2 separate regions of the Homo sapiens genome follow, and region 1 is linked to region 2. A link is an interaction called in ENCODE POLR2A ChIA-PET data of the cell type or tissue named here. Cell type or tissue: OCI-LY7. All regions are shown on one strand. Links, peaks and the distances in the headings refer to the core of each region. The heading gives the core; the rest is flanking DNA.

Region 1 (5,383 bases), core at 132-5,131, 190 kb after region 2:
GAAGCTATGGGTTCCCAGATACGGGTTCTTTAAAAAAATGTCAGTGGACTAGGGCCACTGATTCAACTTCCGAAAAGCAAAATGGAGATTATAAAAATGGCGTGAACAAATAGTGTCGGAATCATTTGATAAGTTAAATCTGTGATGTTAGTGAGAACTGCTTATCTGAAATGGAAATACTCTCAAGACCTTTTGTGGCTTATCCCAAAGGCTTACTCTCTACCTTTTAGTTGAAAGCAGAATTGCAAATTTGACCAACTTAATCGGCAGTGGCTTTTTGCTTTTAAAAGTACATGCTAAAATGTTTGTGTGAGCGATGAGGCTGATAGCGTAGGTACCTGAAGTGGAGATTTACTTTTGCCAAGAATGTTTTGGTGTATTTTGTAAAACTTCTTTATTTCTGTCTCTCATTAAAGAATGTTTGTTTTTTAAAGGTAGATAAGAATTTTTCAAACTGACATAATTTTTAAGGGAATTATATTTAATTGTAATGTTCTTATGCATTTGAAAACATGCATAAAGCTTATTAGTGTTCTTAACATTTAAAGGGGAGTGTTGTGTGCTGTACACGAAGAGATCGACCCAGCTAAGAACGACTTCTAGACCTGGGAGTGTGGGGAACATAGGGAAGGATAAGTTTTTTGGGAGTGTTACATTTTCTCTGAAGGAGTTTTCTCCCTAGGTTCTCAGTTGCTCACCGTGTTTATTTCATCTGCAGAACAAGTGTTTGGGAGTCATTTCTATATTTTTACTTCCCAGACACCTGATTTTCTTAGTTTTAAGTATGTAAGAATGTCATCTTACTTCAGGAAACTAAAGTTGTAAGTTAAGGTAGACATATTAGCATTTGAAAGTACTCACTTTAATTGTTTCTTATTCTGCTTGTTTTAACTTAAAATCTGTTAATTTTCTTGTTTAAAAAAGGATTAACTTTTAAAGTGGTTATTACAATTTAAATTGTATTCAGCTATTTGTCATATTAATATTTAGAGAGGCAAATTTAGTTGCCAAACATGGCATTTTGTAAGAAAATAAGGTACTAAGTTTTCTATCACATGAACAGTTTAGGATTTTCTTGACTTTTAGATGGAGATATTTTAGCTCACATTTTATAAATGCATGGAATGGGACTGAAAGCCATACTTACCTGAAGTGTTTTAAAAATTTAAATCTGTTTTTGAAAAATATACAGTTTGAAAGTGGAAGACTCTCAGCCTATTTAATGCGAAGTTTTTATAGTGGTGGGGTTTTAATATTCCTCCATTCAGTAGTTCATTGCCTGATTTTTTTTAACCTTTCACGTAAACTTTGTTCAGTAATTCTTTTAAATGGATGCAGATTATTTAAAGATCAAATCAGTATTGTCAAAGTATAAGAAGGCTTTGTTTTTGATGTTTTATTTTTCTAAGCATGTTTTAATTATAATTTTTCTCATCTACAACATTCTAATTACATTTTAAATTAGAATGAAGAGTTTAACATGCAGAACTTGTGAATGGACTATTACAGTTTTCTAGGGAAAACTGCCCTGATCAGTTCCCTTCCTGAGGTGGGTCCCTATCCTGTGGTTTGGGGCCACATCTTTCTGTTTTTGATTGAAGTGCATTCTAGGAATACCTACCTCTCACTTATTCTCAATAAATCACATTCCTCTTAATCCTTGTTGGAGTTTTTGATTTTGTTGTTGGGGTCGATTCTGGTGACTTTTATCTACTGAGATTGCTGCAAGATTGGAAATGAGATGGGTTTCTTGTTTGCCATGCAAATGTTCTGGTTGTTTAGGATGAAGATACCAGTAATTAACCATTAAAGCTGTCCTTGCATACAGAAAACTTATCTCTGGCATTTTGTTTTTTTCTGATTTTAGTGTGAACAGTTAGCGACCTCCACCAGTGCTGATTAAGAATTGTATAAATTGTTTATTCTTACAGAAAGCTGCCCTGGGTGGTTTGTTGCTCTTTTATTCACATGATATAAGCTATAAGAAAACAGTCCTCTCACACCTCAGCATGTTGCTGATTTCCACCAGGTGGTCCAGGAACATTTGTTCTGCAGGAGGGACCAAACTTAAAAATTTATTTATGTATTTATTGGTAAGTTTTTTTTTTTTTCAGTTGCAGCCGGCCAGGTCTGATGTTTTGCCACAGTAATACTAATATCCTTGTGAAATGGCATGTATGCTATAGTTTTAAACTTTTTTTCTTAAATACCATATGCAAAGAGAGAAAGTCCTCACATTGTGTAAGTGAGAGGAGAAATTGCTACAGCTATGACTGCCTTTGTTCTCAAAGCCATTTGAATTGCCGGCTGTGTTGGGGCTGGTTTGTACCTTGTTGAAGTGCTGAGATGAGAACTTCTCATTAGAGTAATTGCCTAATTGCCGGGTGGGAGCGGCCCATCCGGGGCGGGGCGGGGTGAGGCGGGGCCTGGGGCGCAGGGGCGGGGCGAGGTGCCGGCGGCCGAGATACTCACGGGCGCGGGACCTGGCCGGGAGACTGACAGCACCGGGACCGACCACGGCCCACCCCTCCGGCCGCGGCGGCCGGGACCAGAACAGCGCAGGCTCTCCGCCCACGCCTGCCCTCGGCTCCCAGTCCGCGCTGCCGCCGCCCAGGTGACACGCAGGGACGGGAGCGGGGCTGCTATGTCCCTCGGGCGCGCTTTGGGACGTTGCTGAGTGGCTACTGCTTGTGCTTTCTTGCTTCCAAGCTGGCGGTAAACCTTTTAAATTCAGAGTGATTCAAGGGCATAGGCGTCGGAATTGTGATTTCGTGCGTGTTTTATTTACCAGGCCTTCAAATCAAAAAGGCCAGGCAAACACACGTTCTGGGGCTATCAAGAAAGTTCACACGAAGGACAAATCCAGCAGGGAGAAAGTGACATACCTTGCGGGCTCAGGCTTGGGATTTCTGCAGCCACGCGCGCGTTCACCCGACGGGACCTCGCCTGCACTGCCGCCGGGAGAAGCCTGCTCTAGACTCCGGCTCCAGGGGAGAGGGCTGGGCTCCACAGAGAGGAGCAGCCTGTGAGTTTTCAAACATTTCTCTGTCAGAGTTAGCTCTTACTTGTTAAATTCCGAGATGAGAATCTATACTGTGAAATCAGCAGAAAAGTGGTTCTTAGAAATTTTAAAGTTTGTTTATCCACTTTACTTTTTGAGGATCTGTGCTCACTGGTTTTTCAAGCTGGTTTGTTTTAAAGGAGTCAAGCTTCACTTTGGAGTAAAGGTGGAGATTATAGTTGCTCTGTTGGAACTTTGATATGTTAAAGGGAAATTCTGTAAAAATGCGGGATGCAAGCAGTAGCCACAGGAGCATTTTTAAAAGTTTTTCTTTTTCAGCTTAATTTATATAAGAAAAACAATTAAAAGCCTGTGTTTCATTTTAGCCTCTTTTTAAAAGATAAATTCTTATTTCTGCAGATAAATGGGAATACTGAGGGGAGGGACGGAAAGTATGGTTTTCTATAGACTATTTTCCATTAAAATTTAAATAATCAGAAAGCTCAGAAATGTTATTCCTGTAACTTCGGGAAGTTATAGGAAATGTTACATTTTAACATCAAAGTAAAATTCCAATAAAATACTTTTTCTTATAGGAGCACATTTTACATATGTAAAGGAAGATACAAAAATACTAGAAATTCTAAAACTTAACCATTTTTGCGAAATTTTTCTAAACAAATTTCCTGAAGTCTTGCATACATTTGAGAATTTAGATTATTGCTAGAAAGCACATCTTAGGTTTTAATCATGTTCATGCCAACGCCTATGAAAAGACCTACCAGGATTTTAGATCCATAGTTAACCACCACTTGTGAGTATCCATTTTGCATTTTTGAAGACTCGTTGATTGACTATCAAGTACTTGAAATTATGTAAGAGAATACTTTTTTGGCAGCAAAGTCGCATTTCAGATCCCCTGCTCCCCTATCAACTTCAGGCTGCTCCAGGCTCTGGGTCCAGGCTGGAACTCACAGTAGAACTAAGATTATGTCTAAACTCATAGCAGTAAAGTGACGTTTTGCCATAAAAGAACATTTTTATAACGCTATTTCAGTCTACTTGTTTCCTTGGAAATAGTTTCTGTCGTGATGGGCAGTATCTAAATTAATGAATTATTCAGCTATTTGTGCAAAATGTGTAACTTAAGGGCAAACAGACTCGATGTTGTTCGCATCACCTCTCACACATTGGCAAGGCAGCCTTTTCTGTCCTATGTAATGTAGGAAAATTAAACATTTCTTGAAATCTGAGACTTCTGCCCTTGTTCTCCTGAAATTAAATCCATTTTATTTTCAGTAGCATGAATTTCCTTACATGTCCAAGAGGCTGTTAAGGAATTAATCCTTTGCTCTATTCCTCATAACACTTTTCACAGTTAATCTAGTGTGTAAACTGTGTGGACGAGAATCCAAAACTGCAGAATTTGGAGGAAATGTGACTCCTATGCCTTGTAGACATTAAATCATTCTGTGAAATAAAACTGAAACTTTGGATAGGAGATTGTACAGTACTCTCCACACATTTTTATTAAATGAAAACAACTTCCATTATTTTTCCAGCAATCCTTCATGTAGTTGGACTCACCTCACCACCTCCCCCCTGCTCCTTAGTTGTGGTCGGCTCTCCTTACAAATGGACAGGTTGCTTTGTCAACTTGGTGGCAGAAACCACCTGACAAATTGTAGACATGTGGCTAAAATTTATGCTTAGTTTGGATTTGGTAGAAAATAAAGAATATTAGAAAATAAAATGTGACCAAAAAAATATTTATGTTGTCTTGACTGTGTGTCTATGCACAAGAAAGGACAGGAACTGGGAGTAATGGAATGTTAGTGTTTCCGACTCCAGAATAAATACCCAAGAGTGAAAATAATTTATAAATTATGTTTCCTGCTTCAGAATTTGCTAAGAGTGTATGTGTGTGTCCATACTTGAATCACTTGCCTCACCTGAGGATCGGAGTGGTTGACTTGGTTTCTCTGTCCTTCTGTTGCTATTCTTTTTCTCACTTAGCAACTATTATGTTGTTATCTCTAAAATGTTTTTGTGGCTTACTTTTTTTTTTTTTTTTTTGAGACGGAGTCTCGCTCTGTCGCCCAGGCTGAAGTGCAATGGCGTGATCTCGACTCACTGCAACCTCCGCCTCCCAGGTTCGAGTGATTCTTCTGCCTCAGCCTCCCGAGTAGCTGGGACTACAGGTGCGCGCCACCACACCCAGCTAATTTTTGTATTTTTAGTAGAGATGGCGTTTCACCATGTTGGCCAGGATGGTCTCGATCTCTTGACCTTGTGATCTATCTGCCTCGGCCTCCCAAAATGTTGGGATTACAGGAGTGAGCCACTGTGCCCAGCCATACTTTTTTTTTTTAACTGTGAGTT
Region 2 (5,383 bases), core at 178-5,177:
TTCTGGTGGCCACTGATGTTCCTTGGCTTGTGGCCACATCACTCCAGTCTTCAAAGCCAACATCGCCAACATCTTTGCTATGGACTGAATGTTTATGTCCCTCCCAGAGTTGATGTGTTTAAATCCTAACTCACTGATGTGATGGGATTAGGAGGTGGGGCCTTTGGGAGGTGATTAGGTCATGAGGGTGGAGGGTGGAGCCCTCATTAATGCTATAAGTGCTTTATAAAACACACTGAGGCTGGGCTCGGTGGCTTACACCAGTAATCTCAGCACTGTGGGAGGCCAAGGCGGGCAGATCACCTGAGATCAGGAGTTGGAGACCCGCCTGGCCAACATGGTGAAACCCTGTCTGCTGGGTGTGGTAGCGGGTGCCTGTAGTCCCAGCTACTCAGGAGGCTGAGGCAGGAGAATGGTGTGAACCCGGGAGGCGGAGCTTGCAGTGAGCCAAGATTGCAGCACTGTACTCCAGCCTGGGCGACAGAGCGAGACTCCATTTCAAAAAAAAAGAAGACCTGGAAGTGGAGGTTGCAGTGAGCTGACTGTGCCACTGCACTTCAGCCTGGGCGACAGAGTGAGACTCTGTCTCAAAGCAAAAAGACACAAGAGCTTGTTTTCCCTCTCTGTTCTTTACCATGTGAGGATGCAATGAGAAGGCAGTCATCTGCAAACCAGAAAGAGGGTCTTCAATAAGAACCTGACCGTGCTAGCATACTGATCTCACATTTCCAGCCTCCAGAAGTGTGAGAAATAAATTTCTGTTTATAAGCACCCAGTCTGTGGTACTTTGTTCTAGCAGCCTGAACTAAGGTCATCTTCAAATCTCTGTCGGCACTGTCTTCACATCCCCATGTCCTCTGTCTGCCAAATCTCCCTTTGCCTGCCTCTTACAAGGACATGTGTGATTGCATTTAGGGCCCATGCAGATAATCTAGGATAATCTGACTAACTCAAGATCCTTATTAACTTCATTACATCTGCAAAGACCCATGCTTGCTTTTCTTTTTTTCCCATAGAAGGTAACATTCACAGTTCCAGGAATTAGGATATGAATATCTTTTGGGGAGCTGTTTTTCAGCCTTTCACAGACTCTATTTGTTCCATATGAATCAAGTAAGCATCAAGGCTTACTGCCTCTTATATCTTCTCTCAGCCTATTCCATCCTGGTGTGATCTGAGTTAAGGGCATGGGCTTTGGGGTCAGCTAACCTGTGTTGGAATCTCTTCTGTGCTACTTACTTATTCTAGGTCTTGGGCATATTGCTTAAGTTCTTTATGCTTTTGTTTGCTCATCTGTAAATGACAGGCACTATTATACTCAAGTTTTCTGTAAACTAATTGATAAATAAATTCAGCAGACACTTATTTAGGGCGTCCTATGTACTGAACACTAAATTCTTCGGCTACAGTGATGAACAAATAGAGACAGTCCCTGTCTTCAAGGGGCTTATAGTCTGGTTGGGGAGATAGATAGTTATTAAACAAATATTCTCAAAAATGGAGTACGACAAACTGGTCAGTCCTGTGTGGGAGGAATGCAGGGTTAGAGGAAACACTCCTGGCAGGGCCTTGGGGCAGGTGCCTCTGAGGCAGTGATGTAGAAGCTGAAACCTGAAGGGCAGTGGAACGTGAGCCAGGCCAGGAGTAGGAAGAAGGGCATATTATACAGGAGGACAGGCTGTGATTGGAAGCAACTTGGAACTTTGGAGGACCCGAAAGAAGTGTTCATGGAATTTAGTGACCTATGGGAAGATTGGCGTGAAATGAGATTGGCAGCATCATAAGGGCGTCAGACCAAGCAGGGCCTCATATAAATCTGAGCTTCATTCTGAGCGTATTGGGAAGCCCAGCAGGTTTAAGCAGTGGCAAGGGTGGGGACGGGGTGGGCAGGTCGTGACCTGGCTTATGTTTTGACAAGATTGCTCAGGTTTCTGGTTCTAGAATGAAGCGACAGGAGTAGTGGCAGTGGAATGGTGAGATGAGATGATGTGTGGCCGCAATCCAGGCAGGAGATGAAGGTGGCTTAGACCTGGGTGGAGAGGGTGCTGGTGGGGAAAATTGGAGAGTTCCAAGATATGCTCTGGAGAATGCAGGACTTGAGAGTTTTATATGGGGAGATGATGAGGAAGAGGGAGATGTCAAGGGTGACTCCCGAGTTTCTGGCAGAAGCCGCTGGATGGATGGGTGCTCCATTGACTAATGTGGGGAGGACAGGAAGAGGAGCAGATTAGGAGAAAAGATTCTGAGTTCTCTGTACATGTCAGGTTTAAGAAGCCACTTAGCACAGTGCCTGACACAGAGCACACCATAAATAGTAGATTTTAGTAGCTTCTAATTCTGTCCATTTCAAAGTCATAATTGACCGTTGAGTCAGGAGACTTGGGTTCTAGCTCTGGCTAGTCCATGTTAGATAAATAAACCTCTTAGGGCATCAGTGTCCTCATCTACAAATTGGGGGCAGTCAGATTCGGTGCTTTTTGCGGTTTCTTTCAGCTTCAGTGTGCTGACAATGCTATGAGATTCTTTGGTCTTGACCACCTGGAATCCACTGTGGCCAGCTGGATCTGCTTCAGAGGGGCTGATGAACCAGAACTCTGCATATGGATGGCAGTTTCTGGTGGAAGCTGACGTACGGGGAGCTCTGGCCAAGGCAAATTGTGGCTCTCGAGGAGGCTTCATGACGAAGGGGAAGGATGTGGTTTGAGGGCAGCAGCAGCAGCTGCTGTCACCAAACAAGCATGAAATCCACTGAGCTTCAGATGACATTGCAACTGAGGATGGCTGTTTATTAATTGGCAAATTAATATGATGTGGGGGCATATGGAGAAATGGTGATGGGCAGAAAAGAAGATGAAGAGAGAAACATATACTGGTTCTTTCCTGTGTATTCATCTGTTACTGACACAGAGTCATCATTAGTGCCACAATGAGTATCAGGGATGGGTCATCTCCAGTTGAACTCCCTTAATTTACAGATTAAGCAACCAAGGTCAACAACGACTTCCATGACAACAGAGCCAAGCTGGCACTCAGGTCTCTTCACACCTGGCCTGTGCTTTCCTGCTCCACCAGGCTGCCAGGGGTGGTTCCCATGAGCTGTTTTAGGCCCATTTTTGGAAAAAGAGTCATTTGGTTTCATTTGTCTTAGACTAGATCCCAGAGATGTTATTTACTGTTCCCAACCCCCGATATAAAACCACTGAATGTGCAGGCCCTCTCATCAGCCAGTGCTTGACGAGTAGTACACCTGGTGCAGCCTGGATTCCACAGCCATCCTCCCTGTAACTGCATGGGTCGGGTCCTCCGTGCTTCTGTAGGACCTGCTCTTCTGAAGCACGTTCTGCGAGTGAAGGCTGCACTACGTCTTTCATGAGGCTAGACGGTGCTCTTCTTGTCCTCAGAGTTGTTTGTTGTTTGGTTGGATTTTAAAAACTCAACAACGGCTTTGTTTATGAAAAGCAGCTTACTAGGAAAGTTGCTTCATCCTGTGATCGTGGCTAGTTTGTGAGTGATTAAATTCCCTGGCCTCCTCTTTGGAAGCAATGACCAGTCATTCTGTTGGTTTATTACTATTTCACAACATAGGAAGCAGAGCACACCACCTCTACCTAACAGTTTAACTTGAAACACCTCATCAGAGTATGTGAGTGAGACTTCACATGTGCCTGTTGCATAGTAAAAAGGACGTTTCTTTCAAAGTCACTGGGCTGGCTGAGCAGGACCCCCACAGAAAAACAGTGTTCTTGGGCCTCAGGCATACCTCAGGGCGATGCTCAGGGATGTCTGAGCAATGTCAAGCCTGTTAGATGCATGGCAGGGAGGATCTGGAGCACAGATTGATCTCTCAGATGTGGGGTGAATGGGGAGGTAAATCATCCTTTAAAGGGACTCTTTTTCAAGGCTGAGAAACCATGTCCTGAGAAAAGGGAGGGCTCTGTTTCCAGAGGCCACACGTCTGGTTGACCTCCTTCCAGTCTCCTTGAACATGCTCTGTTCATTACTGAAACAGCGGTTTGCCTGCGACTGGTCCCCACCCTTGAGGATGCTCAGCCAGTTTCCACTGCATCTCCAGGTTCTGCCCCTCCTGCAAGGCCCACCTTAAGGGCCAGCGCCTCCCTGGAACCTTCTCCCAGAGTCTCCGTCCTCCCTGTTTTTGGTTTCTGGATTCCATCCCCACTTGCAATCACACTGCACAGTTTTGCACTTTGTTGCCTCATGTTGTTTCCTCTGGGTGGATGTGTTGGGAGAGAGGATAGGTGGTGCGTGTTTGTCCTTTCTCAGTGGCAAACTCACTAACTTCCTAAGGACAAGAACTCCGTCTTGGACTTCTTTATATTCTCTCATAGTGTTAGGCTTAATTCTCGGGACAAAGTATATGCGCACAAATACTTGATCATTCACTAGAAAAGAGTTTCAGTGTGTTCGTCGAGTAATAGGTTTAAAAAGACACACATAAAGTCTACATGGACTTGTTTTCCAAATTATTTTCAAAAGCATAATGGCAAGATTTAATTTGGTTGTGCGTGACAGAACACTTGAAATAATGACTTAGGTAAGACAGAAGTTTCCTTCTTTCCCCATATGAAACAAGGGCACAGGTAGAGAGGCCAGGGTGGAGTGGGAACCGGGGCTGCTTCTCGCTTCTCTCCTGCTGCTCTACCATCCTAGCCTATGATTTCTTTCTCTCCTCTCCCCTCTCTTCCCCTCCCCTCCCCTCTCCTCTCTCTGTTTCCCTCTTCTTTCTCTTTTTCTCTTTTTTTTTTTTTTTTTTGAGACGGAGTCTCGCTCTGTCACCCAGGCTGGAGTGCAGTGGCGTGGTCTCGGCTCACTGCCAGCTCTGCCTCCTGGGTTCATGCCATTCTCCTGCCTCAGCCTCCCGAATAGCTGGGACTACAGGCGCCCACCACCACGCCTGGCTAATTTTTTATATTTTTAGTAGAGATGGGGTTTTGCCATGTTGGCTAGGCTGGTCTCAAACTCCTAACCTCAGGTGATCCGCCTGCATGGCCTCCCAAAGTGTTGGGATTACAGGTGCATGCCACAACGCCCAGCTAATTTTTGAATTTTTAGTAGAGACAGGGTTTTGCCATGTTGGCCAGGCTAGTCTTGAACTCCTGGCCTCAAGTGATCCACCCGCCTCGGCCTCCCAAAGTGCTGGGATTACAGACGTGAGCCACCACGCCTGGCCATAGCATATGATTTTCATTCTCAGGGTCAACTCATAGTACATAATAGCTTTTGGAAATGCAGCAAGTGTATGTGTATGCACATTGTAGGCAGCAGGAAGGAGGAAAGGAGGAAGAAGAAAGAGTGAAAGGCCTGCACCAACTGTCCTTCAAGGAGCTTTCCCAGAAGCTGCTGCAGAATACTTTCGCTTGCATCT

What was found. Peaks named below come from ENCODE experiments on the same cell type or tissue, not always from the same donor. Only the 100,000 strongest peaks of a DNase experiment are listed, where the experiment ranks them.
Region 1: POLR2A ChIA-PET joins it to region 2 with 9 read pairs; 3 of 35 experiments call an interaction of 5 or more read pairs at or near these places.

The regions. Positions count from the first base shown.
Region 1 is chr9:95,046,031-95,051,413 of GRCh38, forward strand. All of the region lies in intron 13 of AOPEP (aminopeptidase O (putative)), which reads left to right. Among named protein-coding and RNA genes, the nearest start is that of MIR6081, 17 kb to the right of the region's middle. RefSeq lists a silencer at 2,367-2,726. In OCI-LY7, for the core only: no CTCF peak of the experiment used is centred there; no DNase peak of the experiment used is centred there.
Region 2 is chr9:94,858,528-94,863,910 of GRCh38, forward strand. All of the region lies in intron 5 of AOPEP (aminopeptidase O (putative)), which reads left to right. Among named protein-coding and RNA genes, the nearest start is that of MIR2278, 51 kb to the left of the region's middle. RefSeq lists an enhancer at 2,661-2,710. In OCI-LY7, for the core only: no CTCF peak of the experiment used is centred there; a DNase peak (open chromatin) is centred at 2,634; H3K4me3 peaks cover 370 bases.